Regions from separate parts of the Homo sapiens genome. Here region 1 is linked to region 2. A link is a contact called in ENCODE Hi-C or POLR2A ChIA-PET data. All regions are on one chromosome and are shown on one strand. The core of a region is the stretch at or near the end of the contact, and the rest is flanking DNA. Distances in the headings are between cores, read along the strand shown.

Region 1 (2,941 bases), core at 2-2,501, 200 kb before region 2:
TGCACGCTAAAAGCGTGACTCTTACTGTATGTAAATTACAACGCAAACCTGACTGAAAAAGGCAATGCGTGAAGACAAGGTAATTTGGAAGATGACGAATAAAATCTTTCCCATAAAAATCCAATCAAGACCACTCATTAGCACTCTGGTGTGTGACTTTCCTGATTATTTTAATATATAATTTTTTATAAAGCCGAAATCATACAGTACAAAGAATTTTGTAACGCCTTTTTTTTCCCCACATTATCGCACATAGATGTCCCTGCTCTGAATGGCAAGCTCCAGAACTCTCACTGTAGCAGCTATAAAATATTCCGCCACCATCAATTTCATCCCTGCTCTCACCCCCTCCCTCAGGGACAGTGCCACTGTTTCATTTTATGCTGCCATGCACAACTCCGCAGTGAACATCCTTGTGAAACATGTTTTTCTACCCTATATTTAGGATTATTTCCTTAGGCCAGATTCCCAGAAATGGAATTACTGGGACAAAGGGCAAGAGCACGTTTTACGTTGTTGCCAAATTGCTCTCATTAAATGGATATTAAAGGGAACCGGAGAGCCCTGGCCAAGGCTAAGGGGCTTTTGTCCTGGGCCACCAGCTTGACAGGGCCATGTGAGAAGCAAGGAGCGAACCCAGGTAGGTTTGGTGGGACCGCTCGCTAACTGAGTGCCCGCAAGGTGACGGTGCCCAGAGGGTATTGGAGATGCGGCAGCCCACAAGCTGGGGTTCTGGCCCCGGGGGACGCTGCCTTCCATGGGAGCTGGAGAATGGGTCGGTGAACTCTGCCTTTGTCTTTTTGCTCTCGGGGACAGATATGGAGCTAGTTTTGGGGGATCCTGCATTTGCCAGACCAGGAAGAGATACTTCACCTCTGCCTGTTTCCAGGTGAGCCCCCTGTCCAGTGGCACACAATGCTGGATCTGGGCTGGAAAAAATAGGGCCTAGAAGGACCTCATGAGGGTCCCATGTGAACCCCCAGAGATCTTCAGAACTGGCATTCCAAACCAGATATGGCCTCAGACCTGCTTCCAGAGTGGGTGGGGAATGGGGTGAGCTGACCCCCCCAGAAAGAGCCCCCATTGGGCCCCCGATGCTGGCAGAAGACACCTAGCCTTCGCCTTCCCTTGCCTTTGTGGTGAGCCAGCTCCCTCCTGCCCAAACCTGCCTGCTGGTTTCCATGGGGATTCCTCTCAAAGTGAATACGAATCATGACGTCCAGGCTGACTCAAAACATGTGCCAGGGAAGGGAGGAGCTCCCGGACCCCAAAAGAAGCCAGTCTGGAAAATCCTCCCATGAGCTTATTCCCGAGGCCAGAGAAACCTTGCCCAGTCGGGGATGGGGTTGAAAACAGCAGCTGTTTGTCATGGGGCATGTGTGGCCCTGACAGCTGGGTGGATGTGCTGGGCTGGAGTCAAGTCCCCTCTCTCCCTACGTGGAAGCGGCTTGAATTATCACACAGGGGACACCCATGCTGCACAGTCGGGTTCCACGTGGCACCACCCCACTGTAAGGAAGGATTTGCTGGACCTGCACACACACCCTGGGGCCCCAAAGGAGAAACGAGAAGTTGGATGGCAGCCCTGCTTAGACAGTCAACAGCAACAACACCAACAACACTAATGATGAGGCTGCCATCACAGTGTCATACGCAGTGGTGCTCAAAGTGGCTTGCGCTGGGAGAATGGGCTTCAGTCCCCACCTCCCCTGGCTGCATTTCTAAAATTCAAAGTAAAATTCACAGAACGTAAAACTAACCATTAATCACTTAAGATGTACAATTCACGGGCATTGAGTCCATTCCTGATGCTGTGTCACCATCATCTCTATCGAGTTCTGAGATGTTTTTACTCCCAAAGGAAGCCCCATACCATTAAGTCGTCACTCCCTGCTACCCCATCCCCAGGCGCCAGGCAGCCACTAGCCTGGTATCTATCAATGGGACTTGCCTGTTCTGGACATGTCACATAAATGACATCACATACTTTGTGGCTGTTTGTGCCTGGCTCCTTTCACTTACTGTTTTTGAGGTTTATCTGTGCTATGGCATGAGTCGGAACCGCATTCCTTTCATGGCTGACTGACATTCCATTGTATGGGCAGGCCACATGTTTATACATTCATCTGCTGATGGACACATGGATTGTCTCTATCTTTTGACTATAGTGAAGAGCCAGCTTTATATATCTTTTTTTTTTTTTTTTTTTTTCAGATGGAGTCTCACTCTGTCGCCTAGGCTGGAGTGCAGTGGTGCGATCTTGGCTCACTGCAACCTCCGCCTCCCGTCAAGTGATTCTCCTGCCTCAGCCTCCTGAGTAGCTGGGATTACAGTCACCCACCACCACTCCTGGCTAATTTTTGTAATTTTAGTAGAGACAGGGTTTCACCATGTTGGTCAGGATGCTCTTGAACTCCTGACCTTGTGATCCACCCACCTCTGCCTCCCAAAGTGCTGGGATTACAGGCGTGAGCCACCACTGCTGCCATATATCTTTTTTTAATGATGACAGAAGGAAGGACACCTGCTATGCAGACGCTAGCCTCACTACACCCCACCCATATGGACATTCACAGGTGCCCGTGGTTAACATTCATCAAGCAGTTACCATGTGGCCAGCACCATGCTAAGAGCTTTATATATAATCCCTCATTTAACTTGACAACAATGCTAAGGCGGGGAGGCTGTTTTTATCCCTGTTATCCACATGCTACAGAGGAAGAAACTGAGGCACAGAGCAGGGGATGTCTCACACAGGCCTCCTGCTCTTATAAGACAGGCCCAGGATTCAATTTCGTAACCCCCCAAGACAGCAACTTCCATCCCTCTGTTATGCCAAATTCCTCTGGCCAGAGGCAAACTCCAATTTGTGTACCTTTGTGCTCACACACCTCAAGTACATATTATGAGAAAGGAGCTGGGACCACAGCCAAAGCCACAG
Region 2 (3,284 bases), core at 759-3,258:
AGGAGGGAGGGAGGGAGGGAGGGAAGGAAGAAAGGAAGGAAGGAAGGTAGGAAAGAAAGAAAGGAAGGAAGGAAGGAAGAAAGAAAGAAAAAAGAATGAAAGAAAGAAAGAAAGAAAGAAAGAAAGAAAGAAAGAAAGAAAGAAAGAAAAGAACATGTGAAGGAAGACCTGGCAGGGTGGGGGCAGGACCTGACCCACTAGCCAGGTTGCTCTCCTGGAAACAGGGTTGTCCCTACTGGGGTTGGAAATTTGTCTCCATAACGTGTGAGTGTGGGAAGCACTGGCATTTGGTGGTGGCAGTGGGCAGGAAAGCTAGACAGACAGTCCCTGATGACAAGAATGGGCCCTCGGCCCCCAGGATGGGCTGCCGTCTCTCAGGACATTCACGTAGGCGAAAACCCTGCTTGAAATTATCTGTGTCTGGAATCTAACTTCACTTTACATAAAAAGGCCGTTTTTTCCTGCTCAGTTTTCATTGTCCCTGCATTTCCCAGGAGCACAACCACAGCGTAAATGGAGGTAAGGTTGTTCTTTGTTTCATTTGGACGTTAACCAAGAGTTGCTCACCATTTTGGAAAATCACGTCACTGAGAGCCTGCCAGCCTGTGATGTTTGAGTCACCCACAGGCACACCTGTGGCCATCTGTGCTGTGGCTGCAGCCTTCCTGGGGATTCCTGAGCAGGAGCAAGTGGCTTACTACTTCTTTATGTCTCTGGGGTAGAGGGGGTTCTAATGTCCCCACATACAATTTTATGTCAAATTAATTTCTTTTTAATCCTCCTTTATATTGTAAATAGGCATGATATTGATGTATCTGAAATCACATGTATAGCTAAATTATATACCAGGGAATTCAACTTCAAGACAGAAAGAAACATTCAAAATATTAGTTTTGACCAGGTACGGTGGCTCACGCCTATAATCCCAGCACTTTGGGAGGCCAAGGTGGGAGGATGGCTTGAGGCCAGGAGTTTGAGACCAGCCTGGGCAACATAGCAAGGACCCATCTCTGTGAAAAATACAAATATTAGCTGCGTATGGTGTCACGTGCCTGTAATCCCAGCTACTTGGGAGGCTGAGGCAGGACAATTACTTGAGCCTCGCAGTCTGAGGTTACAACGAGAGCTGTGATCGTGCCACTGCACTGCAGCCTGGGTGACAGTAACAGAGCAATATTTTCTATATATATTTTGGAAAAATATTATATTTTGGCAGGATGGGGGCCGGACATGACCCATATACATAATATATATATCTATATATATATATATTTTGGCTGGGCGCGGTGGCTCACACCTGTCATCCCAGCACTTTGGAAAGCCGAGGTGGGGGGATCACGAGGTCAGGAGATTGAGACCATCCTGGCTAACACTGTGAAACCCTGTCTCTACTAAAAATACAAAAAAAGACAGGCACGGTGGTGGGCGCCTGTAGTCCCAGCTACTCAGGAGGCTGAGGCAGGAGAATGGCATGAACCCGGGAGGCAGAGCTTGCAGTGAGCCAAGATCACACCACTGCACTCCAGCCTGGGCGACAGAGTGAGACTCCATCTCAAAAAAAAAAAAAAAGAGATATATATATATATACACACACATACACACACACACATATATATACACATATCTATACACACACATATGTATACACACACATATATATGCACATATATACACACACACACATACACATATATATACACACACACAGATATATATATATATCTGTATGTGTGTGTGTTTATGCAAGAAGCATTGGGTCTGAACGCTCGCAAGGCCCTGTATCAGGAGCCCAGGAATATGTTGTGTGAACCAGGGCTGAATGGAGCACTCAGCTTGCCCAGCAGCAGCTGGGGGCATGGCCATAAGCAGTCCAGATTCCAGGGAAATGAATCAGTAACCCGGGGATGAATCAGGAGACGGGAATTGCAAGTCATCCCACCTCCACAAGGTGGAAACTTAGCCAGCACCTTTACCCGGCGCTGACCCACCCGTATTCTCATAAGAATGTCTGACGGTGGAGACGCTGATCCTGAGAGGAACCTCAGGCACGCAGGTTCCAACCCGGAGTCAGGCTGGAAAAGTTGAGGCTCTTCAAAGAGACTACGACTTTGAACCTGGGTCCATGTAAGCTCCAGTCATCCTTCAAGGAATGTGACTAACGTCATCCATTGATGAGGGCAGGAAAATGTCAGATAAAAGACATTTTCTGATAAGTTAACAGGTTACTTTCACAGTATGCACATTCTAAAGCCCTTGTTTTCACAAAGAGAGAGGAATACCTTTTATGTTAATAATAAAAAGTAGTTTCCCTGTTTGATAAATGTGCAAATATTTAAGGCTGTGGAGAAATAGGGACACTTTTATACTGTTGGTGGGAGTGTAAATTATTTCAACCGTTGTGGAAGACAGTGTGGCGATTCCTCAAAGACCTAGAACCAGAAATACCATTTGACCCAGCAATCCGATTGCTGGGTATATACCCAAAGGAATATAAATCATTCTGTTATAAAGATTCATACATGAGTTTGTTCATTGCAGCACTATTCACAATAGCACAGACATGGAATCAATCCAAATGTCCATCAATGACAGACTGGATAAAGTAAATGTGGTACATTTACACCATGGAATACTATGCAGCCATAAAAAGGAAAGAGATCATGTCCTTTGCAGGAACATGGATGGAGCTGGAAGCCATTATCCTCAGCAAAGTAACACAGGAACAGAAAACCAAATACTACGTGTTCTTGCTTATAAGTGGGAGCTGAACATTGAGAACACATGGACACAGGGAGGGGAACAACACACACTGGGGCCTGTCAGCAGCGGGGTGTGAGGTGAGGGAAAGCATCAGGATAAATGGCTAATGCATGTGGGGGGCTCAATACCTAGGTGATGGGTTGATAAGTGCAGGAAACCACCATGGCACACGTTTACCTATGTAATAAACCTGAACATTCTGCGCATGTATCCCGGAACTTAAAATAAAATAAAATTTTAAAAAGTGGAATTTGGGGGTGTCACAGTTCCTGCCTGGGCCCCCCATGGTTGGGCTCTGGCTGTCACTCAGAGGGATGAGGCTGGAGTGCCAGGCCCCAGCCAGATCAGGAAAGGCCTCAGAACTCACATTAAGGAGCTTGAATTTCATCCCGAGTTTATTGGGAAATTGTTGGTGGATGTTAAGTAGGAAGTAATGTGATCAGATTTGCATTTTAGAAAAATCAGTCTGGCTGCAGAGTGGATGGTGGAAGGGAGCAGGGCAAGGCTGGAGCCAGGGAGGACAG

What was found. Hi-C counts contacts between places; a loop is a spot of excess contacts on that map. ChIA-PET counts read pairs that join two places held with the same protein, here RNA polymerase II (POLR2A). Pooled maps may share reads with other maps.
Region 1: a map of PC-9 shows a loop between it and region 2 (14-fold over the local background). The contact joins two enhancer-like sites. A Hi-C loop is called at or near these places in 20 of 168 maps with a recorded cell type or tissue (A673, CD4-positive, alpha-beta T cell, GM12878 and 15 more), 6 of 37 single-sample maps with no recorded cell type and 18 of 50 pooled maps. POLR2A ChIA-PET finds 5 or more read pairs at or near these places in 7 of 52 experiments (B cell, PC-9, Panc1 and 3 more).

Annotation. Positions count from the first base shown.
Region 1 is chr16:81,599,546-81,602,486 of GRCh38, reverse strand. The region is part of intron 1 of CMIP (c-Maf inducing protein); the gene reads right to left. Among named protein-coding and RNA genes, the nearest start is that of MIR6504, 10 kb to the left of the region's middle. Within about 2 kb of position 1,251, at least 7 of the 41 ENCODE cell types and tissues checked have a DNase peak (open chromatin) inside an H3K27ac peak, as active enhancers do.
Region 2 is chr16:81,404,600-81,407,883 of GRCh38, reverse strand. No RefSeq gene overlaps it. Among named protein-coding and RNA genes, the nearest start is that of MIR4720, 21 kb to the right of the region's middle. Within about 2 kb of position 2,008, at least 6 of the 41 ENCODE cell types and tissues checked have a DNase peak (open chromatin) inside an H3K27ac peak, as active enhancers do.